2 separate regions of the Mus musculus genome follow, and region 2 is linked to region 1. Evidence: chromatin loops called from intact Hi-C (ENCODE). Cell type or tissue: heart. All regions are shown on one strand. Links, peaks and the distances in the headings refer to the core of each region. The heading gives the core; the rest is flanking DNA.

Region 1 (10,446 bases), core at 3,309-5,808:
CTACTTCCTTTCTTATTCTCTACTTCCTGTCAACCATGTTGGAGAACTAACTGCACTCTCCGGAGCCTGCCATAGCTACTACCTCTTGGGAAACCGGGAGGGGCGGAGAGAAAAGGGAGGGAGAAGAACAAAGAAGATGGCAGGGGATGATGGGAGCCCTGCCAGTGAGCCGAGCGCCCCCACCGTACCTTCTCTGCTATGATGGTCCAAACCCTCCGAAACTATGAGCCAAAAAAAAAAAAATCCTTTTTCCTTCAATAACCAGCTTCTGTTGGGTATTTGGTCATAGCAATGAGAAAGATGAACAATAGTCCCTCTTACCTACTGTACACTGCAGGGAACTCCAGGTATCATTGCTTCACTCTTGCAAATATATGAGCCCGTCCATGCCCCACCCCGCCCCTGCTGCAGGACCCAGCTCCTACCCATTGCTCTTGTCCTCAGTCAGCCTCAGGGACACTGAGAGACTATCCCCTTCCCTCCCTCCTTTCCACATCTTGTGTCTGTCTTTGGTTACCTTGGTCCTGGAGAAGAGCAGAGAGGATGGCAGGGGATGGTGGGAGCCCTGCCAGTTAAAGGGGTTATGCTGCAGCGGTGAGGGGGGGGGAGGCTTTGGTCTTTGGAGGTTTGTTGGGGTGACTAGAGAACTAGCTGCACCCTAAGGAGGTTGGCAAAGAGGTAAGAGAGAGAAAGCAATGGCTCTCCCTGGCAAACAGAAACCCACTTTGCTCGGTTTCAGAGGAGTGCTGGTGCAGCCGGAACTGAGCCCGGACTGCCATCCTGGGGGTCGGGACCTGACAGTTATTATGTGTGAGTGATGTCATGGGATTATTATGGTATGTTACGTGATTTTTGGAACTTCATGAATTGTCTCTTGGCTTAAAGCTAAAGAGGAGAACATCTGCTTCTTATTGTTGGAAGACTGCTGTCTCTGGGGGAGTGGGTAGGGATTCTGAGGAAAACAGCTATTCTCATGGAATTCAGAGAGGAAAGAGGAGCCAGGGTCAGCGCCTGACCACAAATGGTAGTGGGTCTCATCCATTTCCAGAGCCTGGTAGGTGGGTTGGGCGTGTGTAGTCAGCTCTGTTCTGTCCTCTCCTCCCAACCTCCTACATCTCTACCCCTTACTGAGTTCTCATTTACTCTCTGCTTCTCTGTGTGACGTGAGCAACTTATTTCACTTTCTGTGTCTTGGTTTCCCCACCTGTAAAATAGAAAACAATAATGCCATCTAATTCTGTTGTACAGAGGGTCACATGAGCTCTGCCATGTCACCTGACCTGGAGCGACAGCTTGATGGCCAGGTCTTTCTTAGCAATCATGAAATTATTAAAACAGACACAGATGCTACTAATGATAACTAGGTTCTAAGATGATTCAGTGGTCGTGAGGTCTACTAGTGAGTTATTAATCTAGTGACTGCAGTTCCCATTTCCTGTGACTCTTACAGCCAGGCAGCACTTTTCCTGGAAGGGCTTGACAGAGGGAGTGGGATGACAGGTTCAAATCTGTTACTTTCTTGCTGTGTGACTTTGGGCCAGCCCCTTAACCTCTCTATACCTCAGAAGTTGTAAAATGGGAAGTCACATGACCATGTGCTTAGCAGGAGGTTAGGTTGAAGGAAATGTTTCCTGTTACACTATTATTCTATTAGGCAGTCAGGCAAACGTCGGCCCAGCAAATTCTAAGAGGATTCAGATATGTTGGGATCTGACAGAAAGTCTGGTGAGAAAGCAGGACCAGGAATAGGAAGAGAAGAGGGAAGATATTCAGGATACGGCCCTTTAAGAGGTCCTTCTGCTCAGTAGTGACCCTATGCACCTACAGAACTGAGAGCAAGGGCCTCCTTAAACCCACAGGCTGGGCAGTGCCTTCCTTGCTTCCCAGTTCTCTCCTTGGAAAGAAGCCACACCTATCCACTCCACAGTAGTGAGATGCTGAGTGCAGACTCCATGGCAGCCACCAGCAGCATAGAGATGGACAGTACAGCAGCATAGTGTGGGAGTCTGCAAAGAGAACGAAACACTGCCAGGCTCTGGACGTTTCTCTTTAAATTAAATTTTGTATAGTAATACTAGTAAGGCCGCTGGATGTGTGAGCTTTGGGGAGGGTCTAGTTACTTGTTGCTGGAACAATATATGTTATAGATTCGACATCCAAGAGGGAGGGTCAGCTTTGAATCATGGTTTCACGGTGTTTGGTCGTTGGGCATTTTGTGCTCAGCCAGAACATCACAGTGGTGGAATGTGTGGTGGTGGCCATTCTTCATGGCACTACAGGCAGGAAGTATAGGGCAGAAGGGCCTGTGCTCACCGAGGGTCCCCACCCTACCCTGCCCCGCATTTCACCTCCTAAAATACCCAGCATTTCACCTCCTAAAATACTCAGCCTCTCCCAAGACAGCGTTACCAGGGACCAAACAAAAGCCTAGGGATCAAGGACACTCACATCAGAGCACCACAGAGGGGGGATATAGCTGGACAAGACAAAGACACAGCTATGGTTTTTTTTGCAAAAGGGCCTTCTTAGATGTCAGCAGGAATAGACTCATTGTCCTTGAAGCTTGGGTTGTAGTCCATTGAACCTGAAACAGGCCTGCAACCATGCAGAGGAACCTTGGGACTGCCTGTCATCTTCCCAAGGGCAGGTGCTGATGGACATTATAGACCGTGGTGACCTTGTTGGCAAGCACTGACCAGCAACTTGCTGAGTGCCAGGCACAGCTCTCCCTAGTTTAACACACCCACCCATAGGTCTCATCCCCCCCCCCCCCCCCCCCCCCCGTTTAACAGATAAAGACATTGAAGCACAGAGAAACTTAGCAACTTCCTCCAGGCCTCACAGCCAGTAGTGACAGAAAGAGCCTTGGATTGTAGGCAAGAAGGACAAAAGTCTCTTTTAGGTTCTACCTTATAGCTTCAAATAAGGAATGGGAGAATGGTAGCCCCATGGACTGAAACCAAATCCTGGAGTGTCCATAAGATCACAGAGAGGAGAGGAGGGACTCTGGGAGCCACGGTGGCTACACTGATGGCTACACTGATGCGGGGAGCCATGGTGGCTGCACTGATAAGGGTGTTATTTGATTTAGAAATGTGAAGAGATTGGCAGGAGGAGCTACATTTTGAAGAGATTCTCGTGGCCTTCCTGTTGTCTTTTGAGACAATGTATCCAAGAAACTGGCATTTCCTCAGGAATCTCACCACCTGGAAAGGAAAAGGCTGAAGTTGATAGAGGCCTCAGTCTCTATCCGGAAGAGAGTCCACACAGTTCTGACAAACTTGTTAGGCCACCTAACTCTCACTTGCAGGAGAGCCTGGAGCCTGGACACTGATGGTCTGTGATGGGTGACCCCACCCTGGCGAGGACTGTTAGCCATGTATACCTCCTGCCTTCCCTTTGAACCTGGAAGATGAACTTAGGAGGTGACCTGATCTTGTTATTGTTTTAGTCCCTCTCCCCAGTGTGGCCATTTTCTTTCCTATTTACTGTCACCTGCTGTTGGTCTGCTGAGGTTGGGTGGTTGGGGCTAGCTTCAGCACTGCCATAGGCCCATGGCTTCAGCACTGCCATAGGCCCATGGCATCAGAAGCAGCATCGAATCTGCCCATTTCAGGTGTTGGTCAGTTCATGGTTAAGGCACCTTCAGGTCCAGGCCTAGTGAATCAGACCTCGTTTTTCAGCCTCAGTCTCTCTGTGCTCACTACTTTGAGTGACATCTCCCTCCAATCTGTCCTGTGCTTCAGCCAGAGGTGGAACCCATTCAACATGGAGTTTCCGCCAGCCAGGATTGAGGAGGAAGAGGAAGACGAGGGAGAGGTAAAGGAAGAGGGAGAGTAGGAGGAGGAGGGAGAGTAGTAGGAGGAAGAAGATGAGGAGGAGGAAGAAGAGAAGGAAGAAGAGGATGAGGAAGAGGAAGAGGAGGAGGAGGAGAAGGAGGAGGGGGGGAGGAGGAGAGGGGGGAGGAGGAAGTGGGGGGAGGAGGAGAAGGAGGAGTGGTAACACACTGCTCACACTTTGTTTTAGTTCCTATGCTCAGATGCAGAAAAATAGTTTCCAGGGACACCAGAGTTAAAAAGAACACATACACAGAAATGAACCTAGTAGGTGCCAGTGTGGAAACGACTAAAATCCAGGAGACCTCAAGTTATTTTGTGACCTCCCCTCCCGCCCCCATCCAGTCCTGGAGCAGGACTTCTATGAGTGACATTGAGGAGAAATGGAGAGTGGGGCATGGGGCATTGGAGATGGGAATGTTTATGCAAGGTGAAGGTCTGAACCCATTGTGTGTTCCTGGCATGTTCCCTTTTTGAGACCCACTATGTTGATTGGAGGAAAGGGCAAAGGGCAGCCATGGGAGCCCCCTTGTGGCCAATCTGGGTAGTGTTGCCCAGGCTGGAGAGAAACAAGAAATGAGTAAACAGATATAATAAGCTGCAATGGGGTGGTGGTAGTGGGTGTACCAATTTGCATATAGGAGACTACACAAATGCATACATCTGCATGCACACACATGGAAATGCACACACACGGAAATGCACACACACACACACACACACACACGAAGGCACACACCCATCCTGCTGTAGCTGATCCATTGTCTAGTCAAGGCTCCATAGAGGTGGAAGGATAAATTGCAGGAATCCATTCTGTTTGTTAGCTGTGGCTTCTCCCTGGTCCTGTGCATGGGAGTCCCCTGCTCACACTCCTGTCCACAAAGTCACAGCTTTCCCAGAGATGAGAGAACAATCTTGAGGTAGTCTCTAGTTTAGATGCTTGGAAAGATATTAATGAAGAACTCCATCAAAGAGGACTTTGGTAGTTAGGGCTCCATTGGTTTCAAAACCAGATTTTCCAACACTGAGGCTACATCTGCACTTAGGGGAGAATCAGAGGTAGGACACAGTTCTAAGACTGTCTATGAGCTGACCTCCTCAGCTCTAGGAGCTCTGCCAGCTAGCGCCTGCCTGCCTTCCTTCCTTCCTTCCTTTCTTCCTTCCTTCCTTCCTTCCTTCCTCCCTCCTTCCCTTCCTTCCTTCCTTCCTTCCTTCCTTCCTTCCTTCCTTCCTTCCTTCCTTCCTTCCTTCCTTCCTTCCTTTCTTCTTTTTTCTTCTCACTTTTTAGTTGACATTTTAAATGTTTAAAGTTACATTTATTTACTGTGTATGTCCAAACATTCCATGTCATACACATAGCAGTCAGAAGACAATTCGTGGGAATTGGTTCTTTCCTTCCACTGTGTAGACCTTGGGTATTGAACTCAGGTTGTCAGCCTTGGTGGCAAGCACCTTTACCTGATGAGCCATCTTGCCAGCCATTTGTTAACCTTGCTGAGTGCTTGCTACCTAGCTGCTTGTCCATTGCTGGCCTTGCTGCATCCCCTTCTTCAGTGGGCCCTTATGTGGACTCTCTGATACATTTTAAACACTCAGTAAGTTCTAATGAATAACTGAATTAGCCTTTGAATCAGATTTTATGGTAGTCTCCCTTATAAGTAGAGACTATGTCCCAAGTCCTCAGTGGATGCCTCATGCCATTGCCTCAAGCCTTTACACACCATGCCTATGTTTCCTGAGTGACCTGTGGTATTAACACAGAGCACAAGAAGGGATCTCTTCTCCTGTGTTTCATGCTAGGCCCCTCCCTTGAATACTCTTGCTCTCTGAGCTGTTGTTAAGTGGACTGAGGGTTATTGAACACTAGCACTGAGACCCGCATAGTCAGTCTGGTAATTGAGATGGCTAAGTGAGTCACAGATATGAGCAGAATACCCAGCATAGACGCAGGGCACACAGACAACGCTGAGCCACGGTCCGGGCGAGATGCCGTGCTAGTTACTTTCCAGTTGCTGTGATAAAAACGGCCTGAGCAAGATAACTTATAGAAGGAATAGTTTATCTGGACTTATGGTTCCAGAGGGATATGAGTCCACCATGGCAGCACAAGCCTGGCCTCACTTAGAAGGCACAACAGCAGGAGAGGGAGTTGTGAGCTCACATCTCAGCTGCAAGCTTGAAGCAGAGAGAGCAAGCTGGAAGTGGCTCAAGGACTTCAACTCTCACAGCATGATCTCAGGCGCGTTTCTTCCAGCAAGGCTACACCTCCTTCCAGCAAGGCCACACCTCCTTCCAGCAAGGCCACACCTCCTAAGCTCTCCAAACAGCTGCCTGAGACTAGGGTGGGGTGGGTACTGGGGTGGAGGTGCTGGAGGAGTAGGCTGGTGAGGATGGGGGAGTGAGGTGGTAGAGGAGTCGGGTGAAGGGTGGAAGAGTGGGCTGGTGGGGTCATGGGGTGGTTTCTCATTCAACCTCCTGCAGATGCTGCTCAGAATAGCACATGATTTAATACTATCTTTGAAAAGATTTATTCATTTTTATCTTATGTGTACGAGTACTTGCCTGCATTCATGTATTTGCACTGTATGTACCTGGGGCTTAAGGAGGGCAACAGATTCCCCAGGAAAGGAGTTACAGAAGGTTGTGAGCTGCCACAGGGTCTGGAAACCTAACCCGGGTCCTATGTAAGAGCAGTAAGTGCTCTTAACCAGGGAGCCAACTGTCCAGCCCCTAGTGTGTGATTTAAATCTTACGTGCTCTTTGTGTGACTTCTCCTGTAATCTTTTCAGAGCATAGGTGACTAGAGGCAACTAAGGGGCCTGGAGAGATGGAGGCTCAGCAGTTAAGAGCACTGACTACAGGTAACTAAAACCGTGGAGAGAGATCAGGAGAAGGACGCTCACCCTAGTCCTCTTGCTCTCTGCCATCATTCCCACTTCCTCTGATTACCCTTGGTGTTTCTTGGTCTCTTTAGCACCACTCCTGCCTCAGGACCTTTGCATGATCCCTTCGCCAGCATCACTTCAGACATCTCCACAGCTGACCCTCTGCTCCTCAGGTCTGTGTTCCAAGTTCCTTTTCTCGGGTGCTTCCTCCTGGATACCTCATTTAGAATCACAGCCTTCTCCCTCCCCACCCACCCCAGTCCCTCCTTGGCTTTCCTAAAATTACCAGTTGTCTTTTCCTATTCTTTGTATATTACTCTCTGACCTTGTTCGTTGTTTATCCCCGTCACAGGGACTTGTCATCTCACTGCTCCCTTCCATGTCTCCGGGTGTCTTCCAAGCAGAGGCTCTGTAAGCCCACACAGCATGTTGGGAAGGTCAGACCGACTTCCCTCTTCACAGAGGACACTGGGCCCAGCTGGCCAACCCAATCATTTGTCCAGCAGATGAGGGATTCGAGCTCCTGCTGACTCCAAAGTGTGGAGGGTGAGGTTGCCTGGCTGAGGGGCTAAGGTCTCTTTATGTGGGTCACTCAGTGAATTGTCCTTAGGTCTCAGGGTTCTGTAGATGAATTTGCAAGTACATAGGCGCATATGCAGAGGGGACCCTGCCATTCTGCCTCCTGCCAGGAAAGTTGCAGATAACCACAGACAAGGGACGGTACTGTGGGATTGAGGTCCTACTGGCCATCACTACCACTAGTGTTATTTTCCTAAGGAATGAGAACTCACTCTATATCCCCCCCCCCCACCTGGAGACAAGGTTTTGCCACACAGCCTAGGTTTGCATTTAACCTATTGGAAATCCTTCTGTCTCTTCAGTGCTGGGAATAGAGGCGCAAAGATTTCTGAACTCACAAGACCCCGAACAGAACCCCTACCCAAGAGGACCCTGAGGCTTATATTACAGAACCTTATATTATAGATGCTCAAGAGTGAGCCTGAAGTTTGGTCTACACCAGGGCAGTTATGTGGTTAATTGCACCAGTGTGTGCATTAGCTGGTATAATCAGCGAGTGAATTAACTTCTGCTTTTCAAGCTGTATTTTAAAGGCAGTTTTTTTAAATGCCGTTTTTTTTTTTTGAGCCTGTGCACTCTTCAGAAATTAAATTTAGACTGTGATTTTATTACCCTTTTTATTTAATTTATCCTAACGGTTGCATTCAAGCTGTGAACCAGCTGTTGACTTTGAAAAAACATTGTTCAATTTGAAGGGAACATTTTAAAACTTAATGTAATGGCTGTTAGTAATCACCATAGCGATTAGACTCCTCAGCATCTCGAAGCTCACACGGCTCAGAGGGACCAGGAACAGGGTCTGCATGGGCAAGGGGCAGAGGGTATAGACCCTGGGACAGAGGGGACAACTGCCCACAATGGCCTGCTTTGGGGAAGGTTATGTATGGGAAGGGTGTACACACAGACCTGGCTAACTCCTGACTTCTGTCAACTCCTTTCTGGTCGGACACTCCCTTGTTGCTCTACTCTTCTTTCTGACCTTCATCACTGACAGAACAATAGAAGAGGCTCTGAGGAAAGGTGGAATTCAGGGGCTCCGTGTGGATGCATCCTTTCAGCTGCTCCCTCCCCCTTTTGTGCCCAGTCACCTACCCACTGACTTTATCCCTAATCACTATAGAAGGTGGTAACTCACAGAACTGAAGATCTGGGTGGTCTCTAGGTTCCAGTCACAAATCCTTTTTCTTTTAGGGTGTCTGTCTTTGCAGTGGTGTAACTCTCCCGGGAGGAAGTAAAAGCCTGTTGGTACTCCACATTTTAAGTTTCAGCTTGGTTCCATGATGAGCTTGGGTTATGGGGCCGATGTGACACCAGAGGTTGGAAAAGTACCCAAAAGCTCCCAACGACTGTCCCTCTCTTAAGGCCTGTAGGTTCACGAGAAGGGGCTGGGCTAGCCTATGGGATGGTGAGCCTGCCAGTGGAGTACAGTAGGACTGCCAGTGGAGCACAGTAGGACTGCCAGTGGAGCACAGTAGGACTGGCCTGGCTGATGTTCCCTGGAAGCAGCCTGTCACCTCCATGAGCCAGCCCAGAAAACTTAGGAAATGATGAGCTAGATAAAGTAAGTGACGGTGGCTTTAAGCCACTGTGTTTTCAGTGACTCACTGTGTATTAACAGTGAACTGAGATTGTTGACAGGTATTAACTTGTGCCTAATCTATGCCAAGCATTGCTCTTGGCCTTGGGGTGGTCATGAGTTTGGGCCTGGACCATTGGGGCACCCCAGCACTGTGGTCACGCTGGCCTGTTCCTATCTGGTTGAGCCATCCTTGCCTCTTTCACTCCGGTCTGCAGATCTGAATGTTTTCTGGGTCCCAAGCTCCAGGTCACTTGGCATTTCCATAGACAGGTAGTGGGCCTTACCAAAAGAAGTGGAAAAGATTAATGTTTGGCCAACAAGGGGTTCAAACCCTTACTTTTGTTGTGTTACGTTGTCCTGCTGTGATCTGATGTCACATAAAGGAATGGGAACAGCTGATTGTGGACAGAAATTGTCCTCAACCTGTGAGCCTTGACCCCCTTTCACAGGGCTAAGACATCAGGAAACACAGATATTTAAATTATGGTTTATACAGTAGTAAAATTTCAGTTATGAAGTAGCATGGTCCTGGCTATCCTATATCTCCTTGTGCAGACAAGGCTGGCTTCAAACTCACAGATATCCTCTTGTCTCTGCTTCCGGGGTGCTGATATAAAAGCAGGTGCCACCATGCCTCTTTCTATAAGTTTATTATCTTAGATATATGTATAACAGAAAGTTGACTATCACCCTTGTAAATGACAACTACCTTTGCTATTTTTACTTGCTGGGGATTCTAGTTCTCTCATTTTAGGAAAGTAGGTAGTGACTCTGACCACTGAGCTGTGAGCAGAAATGAGACCCTCTGAGATCTCTCTTCTTCTCCTTTGCTGTCCAATCAAAAAGCTGCAGATAGTGCTGTGCTGTAACTTTGTCCAGTACGAAAGTTCATAGAGACACAGACTCTCTACCAAGACTGTCTGGGATGAAGTGTCCTAGGCAGATTCCCCTGAACCTGTGCTCGCAGGGAGCAGAGGGAGGATACAGGACCAGGCAGGTGGGGAGCAGCCTCCTAGAGAGCTCTGGAGCTGGGTGATCCTTCAATGAGGCCCTAAAATTGGCCCATGCTTCTGTAGTGCCACAGTCCTCCAGCTGTGACCAACCTTGGAAGATGATGATGGTGATGGTGATGATGATGATGATGGTGATGGTGATGTGTGTGTGTGTGTGTGTGTGTGTGTGTGTGTGTGTGTGTGTGTGTGTGTGTGTAGCTGTTCTCCTGAAGACAGCCCCCAGATAGTGGTGACCTCTGAGGCTTGCAGCCCTGTGACCAGCAGCTGGAGAGAGTGGAAGAGCTTGACCTGGCTGCTCTCAGCCAACAGGATCTGGTTACCGCTTGTTCAGGAAGCCAGTGAACCAGCTATTGAATATAGCCACCACTAAAAGCTAAACCACTGTAAAAATCACAGTTAAATGCATTCTTTTGAAAACCAACATGGTGGTGGCACTCACCTTTAATCCTGGCACTCAGGAGGCAGAGGCAATCGAATCTCTGTGAGTTTGAGGCCAGCCTGGTCTACATAGTGAGTTCGAAGAAAGCCAATGTTATATAAGAAGCCCTGTCTTG
Region 2 (10,446 bases), core at 5,934-8,433, 160 kb before region 1:
TGTAGAAGTTTAGAGCAAGGATAGAGCCATGGCTAACCAGGAAAAGGAAAGAGGCTGTCTTAGTTAGGGTTTTACTGCTGTGGACAGACACCATGACCAAAGCAACTCTTATAAGGACAACATTTAATTGGGGCTTCTTACAGGTTCAGAGGTTCAGTTCATAATAATCCAGGCAGGCATGGTGCAGGTGGAGCTGAGAGTTCTACATCTTCATCTGAAGGTTGCTAGCAAAATACTGGCTTCCAGGCAGCTAGGATGAGGGCCTTAAAGCTCAAGCCCACAGTGACATACCAATTCCAACAAGGCCACACCTTCTAATAGTGCCAATCCCTGGGCTGTGCATATACAAACCATTGCAAGGCCAGACGGCAGGAATGCATGCCACCAGAAGACTGAAACAACCAAGTTCCTGATCATAATTGGGCTGCACTGTGAGTTGGTAATTGACAAGAAAGAGCCTGACCTCTGTGTTGTGACGGTTGACTGTCACTTGATAGTCAACATTAAAGGGAGTCAGGGACACAGAGCCACAGGGAGGCACAGCCTGAGGAGTTGGCATTTCTTCCTTCCTGGTAGACTAGATGGGGACAAGGCCAGAGCTTTGACGCCTAGGATAGACTGTGTCCAGTTGGATGAGTTGGTGGTGTGGTGTACCGACTTGTTCTTTCATTGAGGGAGCACCCACACTGTGGTGGCCTCCTTCCGAGACTAACAAAGAAGCGCAGGCTTGGAAGACCCAGAAAAGAGACATTGCACCAAGGCCTAGGAGCCTCCTGATGGTGGTGACATTTGAGCTGAAAGGCCACAAGACCATTGTCACAGTCCCAGGAAGAAGCATGTGTCCCACATGAACCATTTCCAGTTAGGTGTGTGTATGTGTGTGTGTGTGTGTGTGTGTGTGTGTGTGTGTGAGTGTGTGAGTGTGTGTGTGAGTGTGTGTGAGTGTGAGTGTGTGTGTGAGTGTGTGTGAGTGTGAGTGTGTGTGTGAGAGTGTGTGAGTGTGTGTGTGTGTGTGAGTGTGTGTGTGTGTGTGTGTGTGTATGTGTGTGTGTGTGTGTGTGTGTGGAAGCCAGAGAACAACTTGTGGGGGTTGGTTCTCACCTTCCACCATTTGGGTCCCAGGTTGCCAGGCTTGGAAGCAAGCCCCATTCCCCCTGGGCTGCCCAGCAGCCTCTGTGGAGTCCTTAAAGGAGCCAGAGCCGCTCATCAGGCTTTGCAAGGACCCACTCACGTCAAATGTCGTTAGTCTCATGAGAAAGCCAATGCGCACATACCTGCTCTGTTTTGTCTGCCCACTCCTTTGCCTTGAAGTGTCTGAAGCAGATTCAACCTGTAGATGGTTTTACGGGGTACCCACACCCATGGCATGCAACTGTCAATTTAGCTCTGCATTTAATTAATTGTTAATGTGGAACGTGATCGGTTCCACTAAAGTCCCTTCTGCTCCTCCCCATCACAGTCCTTCACACACAATCCAAGTGTTGTCTAATAAGGATGGCTTACCAACAATGTAAATCAATCAGCCAATCAACAAACAGTGGGTTTGGGTGAGGGGTAAATCTGAGGGGAGTCAGGGGGAGAAGTTGAGGATGAATAGGATCAAAATGTACTGTGGGTATGCATGCGTGATAGTCTCAAAGAGTTCATACAAATGGTATATTAAAAAGAGAGGGCCTCAGAGTAGCCTGGACAACACAGCGAGACCCCTTCTCAAGCAAAGAAGCAAATAATTAATAAATGATAAAAGATGGATGTGAGCATGGAGAGAAAAATTCTGTTTTCAAAGCCTCAGATGGAAAAACCATGGAGGCTGAGGCTGAGAGGGCGATGCTTTGGGTGCTGGGTGTGGGTGGGCAGTGGTGCATCTGGAGGAGCTGCCGAGGAGGAGTTGTCCCAGAGTTCTACAGCGATGGGAAGTTCAGGGTAAGTATACTAAATCCTGCTAGATGGCGTGTGTGTGTGCATGCGTGCGTGTGCATGCGTGTGTGTGCATGTGTGTGACTATGCATGTGTCTGTGTGCACGTGCATGTGTGTGTGTGCATGCATGCGTGTGCATGCGTGTGTGCATGCACGTGTGTGCATGCGTGTGTGTGCATGCGTGTGTGTGCATGCGTGTGTGTACATGCGTGCGTATGCATGTGTGCATGCGTGTGTGTGCATGCATGTGTGCATGCGTGTGTGTATATGCGTGCGTATGCATGCGTGCATTGTGTGTGCATGCATGTGTGCAAGCGCGTGTGCATGTGTGCGTGTGCATGTGTGTGCGTGCGTGTGTGTGTGCATGCATGCATGCATGCGTGTGTGTGCCTATGCATGTGTCTGTGTGCACGTGCATGTGTGTGTGTATGTGTGCATGTATGTGTGTGCATGCGTGTGCCTATGCATGTGTCTGTGTGCACGTGCATGTGTGTGTGTGTGCATGTATGTGTGTGCATGCGTGTGCCTATGCATGTGTCTGTGTGCACGTGCATGTGTGCGTGCGTGTGTGTGTGTGTGTGTGTGTGTGTGTGTGTGTGCGCGCGTGTGTGCATGTGGAAGCCTAAGGTTAATGTTGATGTTTTCTTTGTCCCTCTCCACCTTATATCCACTGAACCCGGAGCTTCCCAGTTCAATTAAACTGGCCGGCCAAGTGAGTACCAGGAAGCCCCCTGTCTCTGCATCCCCAGAGCTGGGTTAAAGGGGCCTGCCACTGTATCCAGATATTTTTGCATGGGTGTAGGGGACAAGACCTCAGGTCTTCAGACCCCTTCAGTCAGCACTTTACTGACTGAGCCATGTGACCACCCTGGAATCTATATTTTTAATGGTTAAAATGGTACATTTTCTGTTACATGAATTCAATCTTAATGAATGATAATTTCATGAGGCTCTGGGTTGTTTCTTTGTTTGTTTGTTTGTTTTGTTAATGTGACAGGAATTACTTGGGAAGACGGACCCTCAGCTGAGGAATCACCTCCATCAGGCTGCCCTATAGGTATGTTGTGTAGCAAGTTCTTGATTAGTGGTTGATGTGGGAGAGCTCAGCCCACTGTAGGTGGTACCACCCCTGGGTGGGTGGTTCTGAGTTGAAAGAGAAAGCAGTCTAAGCAAGCCATGAGGAGCAAGCCAGGAAGAGTCTCCTCCATGACTTTGGCTTCAGTTCCTGCCTCCAGATTCCTGCCCTGAGTTCCTGCCCTGGCTTCCCTTGGTGATGAACTGTGATGTGGAGGTATAAGCCAAATAGCCTTTTTGTCTCCAAACTACTACAGGTAGTAGTAGGTCCCCAGGACCTCATAAACCCACCAAGGCCACACTGTCTATACTCAAAGCACTCAGGAGATGGAGCACCAGGATCAAGTTCAAGGTTGTCCTTGGCTACGTAGGGAACTTGAGGCTTTTGTGTCCCTTCCCCAGAAGACTAATCTCTGCTTCAATCAGTCCTGTGGCTACAAAGAACATAACTACTCTGTGTGTGTGTGTGTGTGTGTGTGTGTGTGTACATGTGTAGGTATATGCTGGTGTTCAAATGTGTGTGCACAGGTCAAAGACCAAGGATTGATAGTAGATGTCTTCATCAGTTATTCTCCACTTGATTGATTGATTGATTGATTGATTGATTGATTGATTGACAGAGTCTCTTACTGAACCTGGAACTCATCCATTTGGCTAGGAAGGCTAACTATTGAGCACGTGCACACAGACACATGCATAGGCACACGCATCTGCCTGTCACTCCCCACCCCCACCCTGGATTTTTACATGGGTAAAATGAATGAATCATGCAGTCCTTACGCATGGCAAGCAAGCAAGCACCTTCTCAACTGAGCCACCTCCCTGGGTTCAGAACTGGCTTTTCAAGGTGAATTCTGATGCACATCTGCAATCCCAGGATTTGGGAGGCAGGAGCAAGAGCATGCTTCCAGCACAACCTGGCTCCATGGTAAGACCCTGAACCAAGATAAAATTAAGTACGTTTACTGGCTTGTTTTAAAAGGTTGGTTTTATGCATGTGTGGGTCAAGGGGATGAATTCCTTCAAAGTAGAAGGCTTGCGTTCTGGGACTTCTTTCATTCGCATAGACAGTTGAGCTTCGATAGGAACAGAAAGTGGTGGTTGTAGGAGTGTCAGAAGACTAGGTTTGTCACCTACAAGCCTGTGGAGCCCAAAGAAAGCACCCAGTAAGTCCAGTACTAGTTCTGGGAATGCTCTCAATGGTCAACTTTAACCACATGACTCCCTGTACAAAGCTACCACTGTACCAGGTAGAGAAGGGAATTCTCTGATTGGCTGAGCATGAGACACATGCAGGAGCGTTGGGGGGGGGGGGTTTCATCAGGCCCACAGAAGCCTGTGAACTGGGAGTTACAAGCTGGTCCCCAAGGAGGCCACTCTATCAAGAGGACAGACTGTGATGTGCTAGGGTAGGGTCCTGTGAAGCAGGGGCCACTGGAGACGTGGGGAGGCTGGACAGAGGGAGGCCCACCAGGGAGGCCAGGGTCTAACCCTGCATAATGTGGCAGGGTCACACTAGCTAAGGCTGTAAGAGTTCACAGGTCACAGAGTAGGAAGTGGTGAGCAGTGAGGGAGTGGGGTCTTGGTGTGGGGAGACCTGGCTGTGGATTGCTTCCTGTGTGCACAGCTGCATGCCGTATCTGTGTGCGTGCTCTCTCTCCATCCCTCTCCTTTCCCTGTGTGTGTGCACGCGATCATGGGTGTTCTTGTGTGTACTCACATGTGTGGGTGCCCCTGTATATTCCTGTGAAGGCCAGAGGTCAATATTGTCTTTTTCAATGGCTCTGCACCTGACCTTTGGAGGCAGGATCTCTTATTGAACCTGGAGCTTACTGGCTCCAAACCCAGCTGTCGGTGGCCCCGGGATCTTCCTGTTGCTGCTTCCCTCATACTGGGGTCACAGGTGCGTGGTGCCATCTGGAGTTCTACATGGGCCCTGAGGATCTGAAGTCAGGTTCTCTGGCTTGTTTAGCAAGCACTTTGCCCAAAGAGCTGTTTCCTAACCCCCTTGTTATACTTTTCCTGTTATTAGTCTCTAGGCCTAAAAAAAAAAAAGTTTTGAGTGTTTTATTTAATTAACTTTATTTTCAAAAGAAACTTCATCTCCCCAAGATGGAAAAATGGTATCTTTACCATAAATCGGAGGGAAGTGCAGACAACTGAAACAGAAACCCACACTCCCTGCTGTGGGCTGCTGTACCACCCTGTGGATGATCAGCAGAGGAGAACTGAGAGAGGGCTCAAGGAGAGAGAGCCAGAGAGCCACGGTGAGTTCTGCACTCACTCCACCAGAGGCCCAGTTCTGCTTCAAGACAGTTTTGGTGAGCAGCTACTATGTGTCAGGCTCCATGGTTCTGGGCTCCACGATTCTGTGGCAGTGTGGCCATAGTCAGAAGTCTCAGCACTGCAGCCCACCTTGGAGGAGAAGACCCACTGGAAGAGAAGGAGGAAGGGTCCATAGTGCCCATAATTGTGGTTGTCCATGTGCCATGAGCCTTGTGCCAGCTGGGCTGCTGACATGGCTGAACACTGGCTGTGAAGATGCCCAACAGATGCTGTGGGTGGCTCTGGGGTTTACACAAGGGCACTGAGAAGAGACAGTGGGAGACATCAGTCCATCCGTCATTCATTTACAAGTCACGGTGCCTGTCTCTGTAGGACCAGATTTAGAAAGGATTGTAATTAACTTAGTGGGCGAAGAGGTGGCAGAAGAGAAAGGAAGAGAGGAGGAAGAGGGGAAAGAAGAGGAAGAGGATGGGGGCGTAAAAGAAGAAAGAGGAAGGAGAAATCCAAAGGAGGAGGAAGAGACTGAAGTGGACCACATCCCCTTCCCTCCCCCCTCCCCACCCTGTGGCTGCAGGGAAGAAGGAGGCCCCTGGGTTGGTACTGTAATTTTTATTCTGACTGTAACATTCATTGCTTCCCTGAAAGTATAAACATGTGCACAGGTTCCAGGAACTAGGGCATGCCTAGTTGAAGGTAGCTTCAGAGTTCCTTGTTCCATCCGCTACAACACTGAAGATTGGGTTACCTTTGCAAAGGAATTTCTGTTTAAACAAAAGCACATGGCTTTAGACTCAGGAGGCAGGGTTTGACGATTAGATGATGCGTTCGAGGACTTTTCCCTCTCTGCCGCACCTCATTTGCCTTTATCTTCCATCTCGATACTGTCTCTTCATGACCACAGTGTGGACGACAAAGCACCATACATTACACGCAGAGTGGAAAGAAAACGGCAAAGGACTTTCTCCTGCTGCTTTTCCTGATTAGGGAGGACTGTCAGTGTGGCCTGTGGTCCCATGGTAGCAAAGGACAAAAAACCATGTAGAGTGACTTGGGCCTCGGTGGTCAGCTGGAAATCATGGCAGAACTGTAGCAAGGAGGGTAAGTCAGAGTAGCCAGAACTCATCAGAGGCCCAAGGGACAGACACAAAGGACAGTGTGCAATACAGATGTGTGCCCAGACCACAAAGTCATAACATTACAGAGTGGTGCTCTATATGAGGGCCTGGATCTGGGTCTGCATGGAAGGAGCTGGGACAGAGGACCTGGACCTATGAGAAGTTGGTGCTATGTAATGGCAGAGGGATTGGGGTGGTTCTGCAGTGGAGTTCTTGCCTGCTGTGAGGACCTCTGCTCATGACCCCAGCACTGTAAAGGAAAAACAGCCAAGAGTCACTCTGCACATAGCCTATGGCGAGATGGGGACATGTGCAGACACAGGGTGGTGACAGCGGGGCACATTTTATCCTGGACTTGTGCTGTCTTTGGGATTAAGGGTGCCATTTTCCTTGAGCATAATTTACTGCTCAACTCCCGCACTGCCCAGACGCACTCAGTCGGACATCAAGAATAAGCTTAGCAGATGCTTTTAAAGAGTTTTGTGTGCAAGAGCCACTCCAGGGGCTCACTGAAGTGGTGATGTATTTAATTCTCACCACGGGCTCGTGAGACAGGTGTCAATTACAGATGCATATGTGAGCTCAGATAAGTTGCAGACTGGCCCGGTGCCAGACAGTTGGGTTTAGGGTATCCTGAATGTCTGTGCTGTTCTCCAGAGCAGGAGCATTGTCAGAGACAAGCAGAAGCTGGGCTGCACCTACTTGGGCCGCAGTTGGGGAGTTCCAGGAACGCAGGCTGGTGCTGAGACAGTGCGGGCCACCAGGGGGCAGCAGGGACTGAGGCACGGCCCTTCCCTTCCCCTCCCTCTGGACACAGGAGTTGCTGGGCATCACTTGCTCCTGCCTTCATTTTTCCCGCGTTTCACCCCAGAGTGGTGTCACGCCATGTCCACGGTCCCACGGACACTGACGTCTCTTGAGCTCAGTGTGGTATCACCGCAAATCCGCGACGTCACCGGCGCTGTGAACCCACAGCGCGCAGTGCACCCGCGGTGAACAGAACCGTGCCCTGTGGTCTGGGATTTTTTTTTTTGGTTTTGACTTAATGACTTAAGTGGGAAATTTATGTCAGGAAAGTTGAACAGGCTACGCGCGCTCCGCGGCAGCCCACGAGGCCGGAACCAGAATAAGCGCAAACAGCGTTTTCTTCCACCAAGTTAAAGCATCATCGTGGCTTCCAGGGCATCCAGCACAGCGGGGGCTGCTGGGAAAATCCCAGCTCACAACACCTTGGTGGCTGCGCCCGCCACGCGCAGGAACCCTCTACAGACATCACACCAACCCTTGGGTCCTTTCTTTTTTCATTTTTCTAGATCTTTCCCTGTCCTCTCTTAGTGGAGGCTGTTGACAAAAACACACAGAAACAAAGCTTAGATGCCAATAAACTTAAATAAAATTGTTCATTTTAAGTGAAAATTTCAACTCCTCAGTCAAACCAGCTGCATTCCAAGGAACCTGGCTAAGTACTGGGAAGCATTTCCTGTGTGGTTTGAATCTGGTGTGTCCCCCTGGGAAACTTGACTGGATGTGAATGCTTGTGGAGAGGGATTAAGAGGAGGAAATTAGTCACTGTGGTATTTAGAGAGGCCTTTGGGAGGGGATCAGGGTTAGGTAAACTCATTAGAGCAGGCCCTGGAATCATAAGGACTATACACAGAAACCAGACTCACGCTCACACCACACACATATACAAGTACACATGCATATACACACATACATGAACACACACATATACAAACACCACACACATACTCGAGCACACACACATATACTCATGCCACACACAAACCCCACACATAATAGAAGCACACACTCACACCACACACATACATGAACACACACACACCACACACATATACAAGCACACACACATCACACATATACATGAGCACACACACACTTACCATATGCATACATGAGCATGCTTGTACACACACACATACATGAACACACACTCACACCACACACATACATGAGCACACACATACTCACCACATGCATACACGAGTGTGCTTGCACATACACACACACACACACAAGCACACATACACCACACACATACATGAACACACACTCACACCACATACATACACAGGCATACACATATCACACATATACATGAGCACACACACACACCACACACATACATGAGCACACACACATGTTCTCCTATGGGGTGCCCTGACTCCCCTGAGGGCTCCATCAGCAAGGCCATCTCTAGATTCCACCTCCTGACCTCAGAATTATGAACTGAAAAAAGCCTCTTTTCTTTATAACTCACTTGTGCGTGGTACAGGGTGAGAGCACAGGAAGCAGTCTCGGCAGCTTCTATCTCAGCACACGGCTCTGTGGGGCAGAGCCGTTGTACACAGTCACTTGCTTACAAAGCTCCTTCCTCGGATTGAGCTTTGAGCCAGTGTCCTATGGTTTGGCTATAAAATGTGCACCCACAGCTCGTGTTTTGAACACCTGGTTCCCAGGTGGTGACATTGTTCCAGGACATGGTGGAACCTTTTGGACACTGGGCCTTTCTAGCAGAAGAGTGACACCAGTGGGCCTTGAAGGCGATGGCCACCTCCAGTTCCTTTCACTAGGGTACGGACAAACCCCAGTGCAAGTTCTTTCCCCAGCAGAGAGCCACTGAGGCCACCATGCTATCCCCACCATGGTGGAAGGAATACACTGAACTATGAGCCAAAACAGGTCTGTCCTATAGGCTGATTCTCTGGGTCTTTCACCAGTTGCGAAATATAACTAGCACATACATTTCTCCATGAGTCCTGATTCTTATTCTGCAAATTCGAAATAAAATTTTGATTTGTGCTCACGATCTGAGAAAATTTAATAATTGTCTCTCTGAGAGAAGTTGCTTGATAAGTAATTTTAATAGAATGAAGAGATGGGACTGGTGAGGGTTGGAATTCCCAACAGGTAGCCTTAGGTAGTGAGTATGGGAGCCAGGACGGCACAGGCTGGCACCTCCTATGTTAATGATGGCAGACAGGAGGCAAGGTAACAGCAGGGCAGGGAATCCCAAGTTCCTCGGGCTTGTACCTTAGTTCCCTCAGTCACCCAGGAGATGGGGAGAGGGTGGTAATGGAGCCAGGGCTACCACATAGATCTTAGCAGCTTCCTGGGTTGGAAATGATGGGAGCGGGTATAAGCAGTGGAAGGGGGTGGAAGGTGGAGGACCAGTGAAGAAATCCTGGGCTAATCCAGAGGTCAGAGCTTGAAGGTCAAGTGCCGGACTGGGAAGCTGCGTTTATTGAACAGGATCTCACTGTCAAAGCCTAGGCTAGCCTCAAACTCCCTGGCTGTCAGCCACTGTTAAAGACAGGCACCACCAGCTGAAGGGAGGTACTTTACAGAGGAAGTTCTAAAGGCACAGCGGGAAGAATTTCCTGGGACAGTCAGTTCATTCCTGTGGGAGTCACTTCCCTCCAGGATACAAATCTGAGCAATGGGGATTTTAAACCCAGACTTCTCCTTCAGCCAGGCAGGAGGGATGCCCACAGGAGGTAGATCTTGGATGGCTCCGTTTCCTCTCCTCCCCTGCTTAGGGGCTGTGGTAAGACTGCTCTGGGAAGCTGGGTGTAGTAGCACACACCTGTGATCCCAGCACTCAGGAGACCGAGTGATGCTAGAGGCCCGTCTGAGCCACACTGAGACCTTGTCTTTGAAAAGACTGTTCTGAGATGTGAAAGTCTGAGGCTGGCTTCTACTGGACCACCTCTCAAGAGGCAGAACTAAGGCAGAATACCAGTATCCAACTGCACACCAGTCCCCATCATGCCAGGACCCTTCTCTCTGATGCTGTGACCACACCAGATCCCTGTGCCTCAAACTTCAGACATGAGCCATCTGCTGCATGTTCTGAGTTCTTCCAGGCTTTTTTGCAGATACCACGGGCTCATCTCAAAAGTGGCCTCCTTCAAGCCTCCCTAAGTGACCTGTCTCTGTCTTTCCTTCTGAACATCATATTCAAGTTCTCTGCTGGCCTGGCAGGTTGCCACACCCCAAATCCCCTGCCTAAGATGTGGGGCCTACTGATGT

What was found. A loop is a pair of places that touch in the nucleus more often than their neighbours do. Peaks named below come from ENCODE experiments on the same cell type or tissue, not always from the same donor. Only the 100,000 strongest peaks of a DNase experiment are listed, where the experiment ranks them.
Region 2: a loop joins it to region 1, with 6 times the contacts of the local background. A loop is called at or near these places in 9 of 42 quality-filtered maps.

Annotation. Positions count from the first base shown.
Region 1 is chr7:125,414,299-125,424,744 of GRCm38, reverse strand. Gm30717 (a long non-coding RNA gene) reads left to right here. Exons shown (of 4, transcript XR_378487.3): 2 at 6,626-6,697; 3 at 6,811-6,894; 4 at 7,074-7,383. Among named protein-coding and RNA genes, the nearest start is that of Gm30717, 9.4 kb to the left of the region's middle. In heart, for the core only: a CTCF peak has its summit at 4,374 (motif pointing left); no DNase peak of the experiment used is centred there.
Region 2 is chr7:125,578,288-125,588,733 of GRCm38, reverse strand. Il4ra (interleukin 4 receptor, alpha) reads right to left here. Exons shown (of 11, transcript NM_001008700.4): 11 at 9,260-10,446. Among named protein-coding and RNA genes, the nearest start is that of Il21r, 20 kb to the left of the region's middle. In heart, for the core only: no CTCF peak of the experiment used is centred there; DNase peaks (open chromatin) are centred at 7,163 and 7,923; H3K4me3 peaks cover 637 bases; H3K27ac peaks cover 264 bases; H3K27me3 peaks cover 478 bases.